2 separate regions of the Homo sapiens genome follow, and region 2 is linked to region 1. A link is an interaction called in ENCODE POLR2A ChIA-PET data of the cell type or tissue named here. Cell type or tissue: Panc1. All regions are shown on one strand.

What was found. ChIA-PET counts read pairs that join two places held together with the same protein. Peaks named below come from ENCODE experiments on the same cell type or tissue, not always from the same donor. Only the 100,000 strongest peaks of a DNase experiment are listed, where the experiment ranks them.
Region 2: POLR2A ChIA-PET joins it to region 1 with 20 read pairs; 2 of 35 experiments call an interaction of 5 or more read pairs at or near these places.

Annotation. Positions count from the first base shown.
Region 1 is chr7:21,356,455-21,361,454 of GRCh38, reverse strand. No RefSeq gene overlaps it. Among named protein-coding and RNA genes, the nearest start is that of SP4, 69 kb to the left of the region's middle. In Panc1, no CTCF peak of the experiment used is centred here; no DNase peak of the experiment used is centred here.
Region 2 is chr7:21,542,714-21,547,713 of GRCh38, reverse strand. It overlaps DNAH11 (dynein axonemal heavy chain 11), which reads right to left and starts at 4,675. Exons shown (of 82, transcript NM_001277115.2): 1 at 4,118-4,675; 2 at 2,565-2,708. The coding sequence starts at 4,468. RefSeq lists enhancers at 1,553-2,519, 4,852-5,000 and a silencer at 4,754-4,803. In Panc1, no CTCF peak of the experiment used is centred here; no DNase peak of the experiment used is centred here; H3K4me3 peaks cover 1,508 bases; H3K27me3 peaks cover 2,700 bases.

The DNA of each region.
Region 1 (5,000 bases):
GACAGAAAGACTTCAAATGCAGAGCCACTATATTTTAGAAGAAAACCATTTTTGTTTGGATGATGTAATGGGTCCAGAGCCAAGTGACAAATTCCCAAGGGTTCTCAATTTTCAGAGCTGGTAGAGACACCAGTAGACAAAAAGGAGTGCACTGTAAAAGAGGGAGAAGTGAGGGAAAGCTGTAACAAGAAGATCAGGAAAATGAAATTTCCAAAGAACAGAGAAATAAGATAGCCCTTTTTTTTTTAATTTTTTTAATTTTTTATTTTTTTAGACAGTCTTCCTCTGTTGCCAGGCTGGAGTGCAGTGGCGCAATCTTGGCTCACTGCAACCTCCGCCTCCTGGGTTCAAGCGATTCTCCTGCCTCAGCTTCCCAAGCAGCTGGGACTACAGGTGAGCGCCACCACGTCCAGCTAATTTTTGTATTTTTAGTTGAGACGGGGTTTCACCATGTTGGGCAGGATGGCCTCGATCTCTTGACCTTGTGATCCACCTGCTTTGGCCTCCCAAGGTGCTAGGATTGCAGGCGTGAGCCACTGTGCACAGCCAAGATAGCACTTTTATACATGATTTGTGTTCCTATAGTTTATGCCCCTCTGCAGCAGGACACCAGCAATGAGAGAATACGAGCCATGTTGAGAACTCACACATAAAGGCTAACGTCAAAATAATAGGCAGCCTAAAAAGGGAAAGGATTGTACTACCTGGTAGTAGTGTAATGACAGGAGGTATTTTGTGTGGGGACACCTGACTATTTATTAGTTTAATTTGTATGTAAGTCAGTTACCCAAATATGGGTTTTCACTTTGCTCATATCAGGATGGTTCTGAAACTCTGAACCCCATACAAAGGGGAAGATTGTGTCTAGAAATTTCCCTCTATCCATCTAGCTCTGTGTAGTATAGCTAAGATTCACCCTAGATTGTTTCTATGATGCTGGGGCCAGTGTTTTGGGAATTACTGTAATATGATGGAGAGAGCACAGCTTTTAGTATCACAAAATGCTAGCACCACAAATTACTAGCTGTGATGTTCTGGACACATTTCTGATCTTCACTGAGCAACAGTTTCCTCTTCTGTAAGCTGGGAATAGTAACATAGCCACTCTTATTATTAGTTGATGGTGCATATTAGTGATAATTGGCAGAAAGTGCCTGGAGCAGAGCCTGATACATACATGCTACTCAAATGTGGTGCTATCTTTAGATATCTCTAAAAAATTCTATTACTACAAAACTTGTTATTGTCTTGATGTTTGAATATGCTATTTTTCTTTCTCCTAGGAAACAAGAAAAAGAATCTATCATTTGTCATATTTCTTTCTTGAGTACAGGTGATATCACCAGGATAATTTATCATGAGTACATTTTATTGTTTTTAGAGTAATTGTTTTTTTTTTTTTCTTTTTCCTTCCTATAGTGACACTGAAAGCAGGCTAAATTTTCTCATTTTTAATTGCAGGAATGGTTGGGCTATTTCTACTGGGCAGGTAAGAGCAAATTTCCCTCCCTTTACATGGCATAGAAAAAGAGACCACCAGTATTGTTCCACCAAGGACCATTTAAAATTATCCTTTAGATTCACCTTGGTTATAGATTTTAAAGTATAGAGGTAGTGACAAAAAGTATCTAAGACTGACAACCTAAATTTTCTCTTTCCTGTTCAAGGAGACTTCCTGACCAGAAGATATCTCAGCCATCTAATCCTTTTAAAATTTGTCAGTCCTACTGGTGAAAATAAAACATGTCAGATACCCCCATTTAACTCTGTCGCTTCTTTGACTAAATTTTTCACTTCCAATGTAATGACTTGTGGCAGAATTGAACAATTATATGAACTTCTTCTCTTGGCTTCAAGAAAAGGACTCCCATTTTATACTGGTCATATTTCTTTGCCCTCTTCTTCAGCAATTGAATGGTGGTTAGTGTTTAGTGAGAGTTGTCATTTTGAGTGCCCCATGCAGATTGCAATAATTCACTTGCAAAGTGTTTAAAAAAGACAGCAGATAAATCTCAAAAATTCTTCCCTTTCCCCCAGGGATTAGCTCTTGACACTCATAAGGGAACAGAGAAGATTACTTTCTGATATCTCTAGGAATTATGTGGCATCATACGGTGCTGCTCTTGAGGGGAAGAAAACAAACAAAGCTCAACCTCTTCTGTGGGGAAAAGAGCAGATCTATAAGCAAATCCCAATTTAGCTAAGAAAGAATATATCTTGATTTACAACAGTATAAACATCTGTATATAAATCTATATACATTTAATTTCATAACACACATACCCAGTTCCCTGACATTGAAGGAGCTTGTCTAGGAGTCCATTTATTGTACTTCACAGGCCCCAATAACTTCACTTTGCTTCCAGCAATCCCACAGAAGTGCACAAAATTGGATATGACATTGAGTAACCCAGATATTTTAGCCTTTTGCCAAAGAGCTGCTGAAATGTTTTTGTGTTAAGGCCGAGTCTCTTGTAATGATGGTTAACGACTGTAGGCTCTAACTAGACGTGGCCGTGGGTTACTGCTGCTCTGAGTGTGAGAAGAAAACCATAATTCATCCAATGTGGCTGTTTGCTGAGGACATGTTAGTATTGACAAATGGCAAACTGTTGTGCAAAAACCTGAGTAAGTTGCATGTAAATAGAGAGTGATCACTTCCTCTGACACACAGTTCTCCTGCACTGTTGAATACAGAGCATGGCAAACGAAGAAAATTAGAATCTGGTGACTGATTTCTTTACAAATGGAGAAGTGTCACTGTACAAGCCCCATAAAATAATGTTTTAAGTACAGTTGAGTATGGTCACTTAGATCACCTACATTAAAATTATAGTACCATAACTTTTTACTCTTAATGCTTCCTAATTCATACATTCATATAGGCATGCATACACTAATATGTGTGAAATCCTGCCATCTGTAAACCATTGGGTGAGACATTTTGTCAGGTATAAAGATGAATCAGGTACAGTCTCTGATCCCAGGAATTGGGAAGAGGTTGAGGCAAGAGGTTAAAAAATTCAAACCCAAAACTGTAACATAAGAGAGCTATTAAGAGCTAAATTCTTTCTGAGGTTCTTTTTTTTTTATTTTTTGAGACAGAGCTCACTCTGTCACTCAGGCTGGAATGCAGTGGCGCAATCTCAGCGCACTGCAACCCCTGCCTCCTGGGTTCAAGCGATTCTCCTGCCTCAGCCTCCTGAGTAGCTGGGACTACAGGTACACACCACCATGCCCAGCTAATTTTTGTATTTTTAGTAGAGACAGGGTTTCACCATGTTGGACAGGCTGGTCTCGGACTCCTGACCTCAAGTGATCTGCATGCCTCAGCCTCCCAAAGTGCTGGGGTTACAGGTGTGAGGCCACCACAGCTGATCTTCTCTCTAAAGTTCTAAAACAAAATTCCAAAAAAAGAGAATATGATTAATCAAGCTCATTGTTTGATGCCAAGCATGAAGTTACTCCTCAGGCTGACCACATCAACTGAGGTTGGGAGGGCAGTGTAGTAGAGATGGCAAATTGCCCAGCAAAATGTGTGTTCCCCTTCCACAATATAGAATTATCACTCAAAAGCACCTGTATTTACTCTTTTATCTAGTGGGGCCATTTAACCAGTTCTTGACAATGGAATGTGAGCAGAAATTTTTGTCACGTCTAAGTCAAGACAACTTAAACAGCTAATATGTGTTCTAAACTCTCTTTTCCCGTTTCCATAGACAAAGGGGCCCTAGAAAGTGGTGGAAACACAAGATTTAAAAAGCCTGGATCACTGAATCACCATGTGGAGAACAGCCACCAATATACCTGGAACACCTACTGTAGGTTATAACTGCTGAGTCTCAAATTCTATCACTAAGCTACTAACAATTGGAGGTTTATTTGCTATAGCACCTAGGATTATTTTGATCCTAAGTAGGGTTGCTTTAGCAAAGTACCAGAAACTGAGTGGCTTAAAGCAACAGAAAGTTATTTTCTCATGGTTCCAGAGGCTAGAACTCCAAAATCCAATTGTAGGCAGCACCATTCTCTGTCCAAAGGCTCTGGAGAAGTCCTTTGTTGCCTCTTTGTAGCTTCTGGTGGTTGCTGACAAGTCTTGTTCCTTAGCTTGCGTCACTCCTGTCTTTGCCTCTGTCATCACATGGCCTTCTTCCCTCCTTCTTTCCCTTCCTTCCCTCCTGTCTTCCTTCCCCAATGTTGTTGTACCTGGATCTCTGTCTCCTCTTCTATTAAGACACCAATCATGGGATTTAGGGCAACCTAATCCATGGTGACCTTGTCTTAACTAATTATACATGCAAAAACCCTATTTCCAAATAAGGTCCCATTTCTGAGGTTCCAAGCAGACTTGAATTTTGGGGGGACACTATTCAATTCAGTAAAGTTACCTAGTATAAAATGTGGCTCTGTAGAATGCCCCCTTAGCAGATAATATAGGCATGTTAAACACCATGATGGACACCTTATCAAAATTGCAAAAAAACCCAAAAAACAAAAAACAAACTTAATCTAACATGTTACAGAAAGAAGGAACAATAGCAAGAGTTAAGTTTGAAAGAGTTAGTACATTATTCTCTGGGTTCCATATCTTTTTCTGCATCAGTCACAGGCACCAGTAAGTGACAGTTGGAAGATCCTTGCTTTGAACTCACACAAACCCAGCTCTATCTTATTTCTTTGTTCAAAAAGAGTTAAGCAGATGTGATTTCTCCCTTTGTTGAACTTGCAGTTTAGCAGGGAAGTCATATATAAAATATTAATTATGCAAATAACTATTTAAGTGGGCTTGTACTAGATACTTTAAAGAAGAATACAGATGCATATGAGAGAAGACCTAACCCGGCCCACCTATAGAAGTACACCTAAGCCAAAACTTTGAGAGAGGTTTGCCATGTATAGGCAGGGCAGAGTGGCTCATGCCTGTAATCCCAGCACTTTGGGAGGCCGAGGCTGGCAGATCATTTGAGGTCAGGAGTTTGAGACAAACTTGGTCAACATAG
Region 2 (5,000 bases), 190 kb before region 1:
GGATATGACAAACCTCATGGCTCATGCATGTAGAAAGTCATGATAAAGGAACAGAATGTAGACGAGGAGTCAGCCCATAAAAGGGAAGAAAGTTTCGTTATTGGGAAATCAAAAATTAAGTGAGGAAGGGGGCCAGGGTATAACATTATAAGGGGCATATGTCCAGGCAAACTTAGGCAATGTCCAGGAATATTGTAACCCCATAGTACTCAACCACTGAGGAACTGGGAGAGGGGCTTACATGCTAGGAAGTAAATTACCTGCTGTAACTGCCCCGGGTGTGCCTGCCTACTAAACACCCGATCTTGCAAGACTGCCATTAAAAGTCTTGCTTCTGCTGTACTGCGTGTCTCCGAGTCCATCCTTTGGGTTTGGAAGGATAAATGTGTTTCTCACATTATTCCATGACAAAGCCAACTTCTTTTAAAACTTAATGTCTGTGTCATGAGCTGTGGATAAAACACTACGAAATTCTGAGCCACATGCTCTGGAAAGCAATTCGTAACTCAAACAGCTAAAGCATCTCTAGAAATATCGTTTAAAACAAATAGACCTGGGATGTACTTATTAATTACAATAAATTTTATTAAATATATACAAAGTAAGTCAATTAATTTGAGGTTTTGTCTTATTTTAGTTGTCAGTTTGTGTAGTTTTTGCATTTGTAAGAAAAATAAACTTTCTCTATGAACCAAAGTAAGGTTCACCAAGGACATATACACCTATAGATAAAAGAGCAAGTGTGCCTTTGCTGTGGATCTCTTTACTTACCTTCTGTTTCTCTTTTCAAACTGTGGGGTTTCTCTTTATGACAGTTCTTAAACCATTCAATACAATTACTGAGGAAACACTTTTAAAATACAGAAGCCCAGGCCCCTCTAGATTTTTTAAATTGGAATTTCCAAGGATGGGGCCCAGATATTGACTGAGAAGAACCAAATGACATTTTCTTTATGTCTTGGTAAGCATTCACAATTATTGTTTCTTTTGAAATGTGGGCCAACGTGATACATAAAGAAATAACCATATGACATTTTATATACTTTGGCTAAGTATAAATATATAATACACTCTGGTATGGAAACACATCATAATGTTGAGGAGCAGGCATACCTTTTTCAGAATATTAAGCAGATCCTGGTACTGAGAGAAAGAGTAGAGAAATTTGAAAAAGGCTTGTATCTTCTGTTGCCAGACACAGATAGTAGAGCAAGAATTTCACAGTGTAGCCCTGCCCCTCCAAGTTCCAGTTGATAGTGGTCTAGATTCTCATATTGAACCAAAGTCATCAGATTCAGTTCAATTAAAATCTGAGCACCTGCTGCATACCAAAAATTGTTCCTGGTACTGAAGTTAAAAGATTGTCTTCCTAGCACCTCCCTGAAATCAGCTAAAGCCAATTAAATTCAACAGGAGCGAAGGGAAACCCAGGCAGGGTACAGGAGTTAGGGGTGAGAGACTTTGGTTAGTCCAGCAGGAAAATACCTCCCTTCAAAAAGACAGAAGAAGAGACTCAAAAAGTAGAAGAGGTGTGATCATGAGAGACTGGTAAATAACTAGCAATAAATATGTCAGCATTTTTCCTACCTTAAATATCGGCCTTGGCAGGACTACACTGATTACAGAGGTCTGATTTAGAAATTGGCCTTGTAGACAGATATCTAACCCAGTGGCTCCCAAAGCTCACTGTACATTAGAATCACCTGGGAATCTTGAACAACTGCTGCTACTTGGCTCCCATTCAGGACGTTCTAAATTAACTGGTATGGGTGTGACCTGGGGCATTGTGTTACAAGTTCCCCCAGGTGATCCTAATGTTCAGCGAAGTTTGAGAGCCAGGTTCTAGTTCCATGGAACCTGGTTATTTGGCAGTTGTTCTTCAAAGCTAGTCCACAAACAAAGAGCATCAGCAACAGGTTAGAAATGCAGAACCTCGGGCTCCACTCTAGACTGAATGAACCAACCTCTTTCACAAAATCCCCAGGCAGTTCTTATGCACATTAAAGTGTCAGTAACATTGGTTGAAGACTATTTCTCTATTTTAAGAGGAGAAAAAGAAAGTTTAAGAACCATTTCTAACACTTTCATCACCTTTTCCCATTATCTGCCATGAGTGAATCTTAGTCTTTAACTGTTAGTTTCTAACAAGTATAAAAAGGAACTGATAATACTCATTTTCAAAGTGTAAATTTGTCTCTACTCTGAATGTGAAGCTTAAAACCTGCTGCTAAGGTGCAAGAACCTATTCAAGTTGCTTTTTATTTGCTTCTATTGTGTTGGAAGGAAGAAAGGGAGAGAATGATCCCTGCAATTGCCACCTGTTGAATATTAGCATCAGTAAGCATGAGCTCCTTTCAGGAACAGTCTAGATGTTATGACTCCATCCACCTGGCTAGAGACTCCTGGCTTCTACAAGCTTTTTTTTTTTTTTTTTTTTTTAACCACCCCCATCCCCTTCCCTTCCCCTCCTAGCTCTTCTTTTTTTAATTATCGGAGTTGTCCTAAATAATTTCAAATGTCATGGAGATAAGTGAAAGCTTTAAATATTAAAGACAGACCAGTACCTCATCAAGGAAAGCAGATACATGTCCAAGAGACAACGCAGGTAACTCTCCAAATAAAACCACTTGAGAAAAGTCATTTACTCCAATGCTTTCAGTAATCTTCTTGGAAATAAAAACAAGTTTATGGTTTGCATCTCTTGGAATCTAAAACAAGAGCAAGATAATTAGTTCAAGTAGTTTTCTTGTTAACAAGCAGGATTTACTATATCCAACTTGTAGCTGTATTGCTAGCAGAAGAAACAAAACCTGGCATCTTGCCTGCCCTATAAACAAGGTCCTTCTACGGCTCTTCCCTAGTATGCAGCGAGTATACAGTTTTCTTTGTTCTTTTATAATGCTAATTTCACAGCATTACTGGTGTGGAAATATCACCTTTTAAAGGCATGCCAATTATACCAGTTCATTATACACCAAAAAAAAAATCTTATAACTAAAAACAAATAAGGAGCACGTAGGCATGTAGAAATGTTTCAATCCTAAAGGGTTATTTTTTATACTCTTCTCTGGTTTGGAAATAAGCCAAACTGAGATAAAGACAAGCCCAAGAGGTTAATTTGTATTTCTATCAAAGAATAGAACCGTATAACCAAAACATGCTAACATTTCCACAACTACTGAGTCATTCCATTGAACATTATAATAACTATTTAACTTAGGTAATACTAGAGTTGTGTTCTATCGCCTTGTCTACTGACAAACTTATTTTTTTTAAAGTTACAATTAGGAGAGTCCTAAAACAAAAGAATTCAAAATTCACAATACCATAAGGCAGCCTTCCTATTACTCTTTCTTCTCTGAGATCCTATTTCCCAACTATTACAATGACCACACCTAGTGATAAAACGACATAACATGTTAAACTGAGCATTGCGCTACTTAAAAATTGTGAATCTTGCTCCAAACTCATCATACTTGAAAAATACTAAATACAAGTGCTGTACGTTAGGTGATACGTTAACCTTTTAGTGGACAAATCATCGAAATTCAAAAAGAAAAGGAAGAAAAAGAAGAAAGGAGGGAACTGTTCCCTCTAAATGTTCAGTAAACACCCATGTGTGCGGAGATTGCAGGGGCCTTCCTTTTTAAGGACTTAATGTTTTTGCCTGGGGTGAAGTGTTGTTGGCACGTAATCAAAATACGTGACGAGTTACATGCGCTCTGCCAAACACCCCATTTTTTAAAGGATGTGACTCCAGAGTGACCCAAGAGCAACTGAAACGCAAGTTTTTTGGCACAGAAAGCCCACCTGGCGCCTAACACCCAAGCAGCTAAAGAAAGCGCTGGTGTTCTTGGGTTATCCTGGTCGAACAGGCTCAACGCGGGATTCTCGGTCAGATACAAACTGCTGACTTAGGAAACTAACCTGCAGCTGCTGAACTGCAGAGTGGGTGCACGTGGGGAGGAGTCCTGCGGGCCTCAGGATGGGGACTTCAAGCCAAGTTTGTTAAAGTGCCCGAGTGAGCGCCCCGCGGGAATCCAAAGGGGAGCGACTGGGCTGTCTCCCCTGGGTAGTTTTGTTGGATGGGCAGGTCCCCTTGCCCGTCGCCTCTTACCTCCTGGGAAGCCGCAAGGCGCCCCGAGGCGGCGAAGCTAAACACAAGGCAAGCCGGGCTGGTGCTTTCCAGAAACTCCCCAAGAACCTGCCGGTTGTCCTCGCTTTCCAAATACTGGCTCCATTTCTCCTCCGTGAACCCCAGCATCATCGCCAGGCGGCCGCCGAGGAAGCGCACCCGCGCGTCTTGGGCGAAACTCCGCGCTCTCCTGGCCGCCGCCTCCTCCTCGTTCTCCTCCTCCTCCTCGAGCTCCACAGCGCCCACTGCCTCCAGGCCGGCCCCCGAGGTTAGGCGAAGGGTCGGGGCTTCTCTGAAGTCTCGCGCCTCCCGGGCTGCCACCTGGGCTGCCATTGGGCAACCGTCCGAGGGAACGCGAGGCCGGCTGGCTCCTCACCCGAGACTCTGGGCCCCCCGAAGTGAGCGAGGACACCTCCGCAGGCGCCCACCCTCCTCCGCGGTCGCCGCGAGCGCAGACCCTAGTCTCCCACCTGCTGCTACTTAGCAGCCGCGCCACTGCGCACAGCTGTAGCCTCGCAGGCCGAAGCGAAGGCCTGGGACAAGCAGCGCGTCCCGTTTCCCGGGGGACGGTGTCCCCGCCCCAGCCCGCTGGGGGCGGAGTGAGCGCACCGCGCCACCGCCCAGTATACGCCAAGGCCAAGGCCGAGGGGAGAGGCCCTCGGGCTCTAGGTCCCGAACACGGCCGAGAAGCCGCGTGTCCGGGGTGGGTCTGAGCCCCCAGTGCGCTCGCTCCACTGCCCTCCGGCTCCTTCGCCTACTGGACACTTGGTGGAGATCCCAGCATTGGTTAAGTGCTCTGGATGAAGCAATGCTCTCTTGTGCCAAGGTCCGTGCTAATCTCTTACCTTGACTAGTTGACATAATC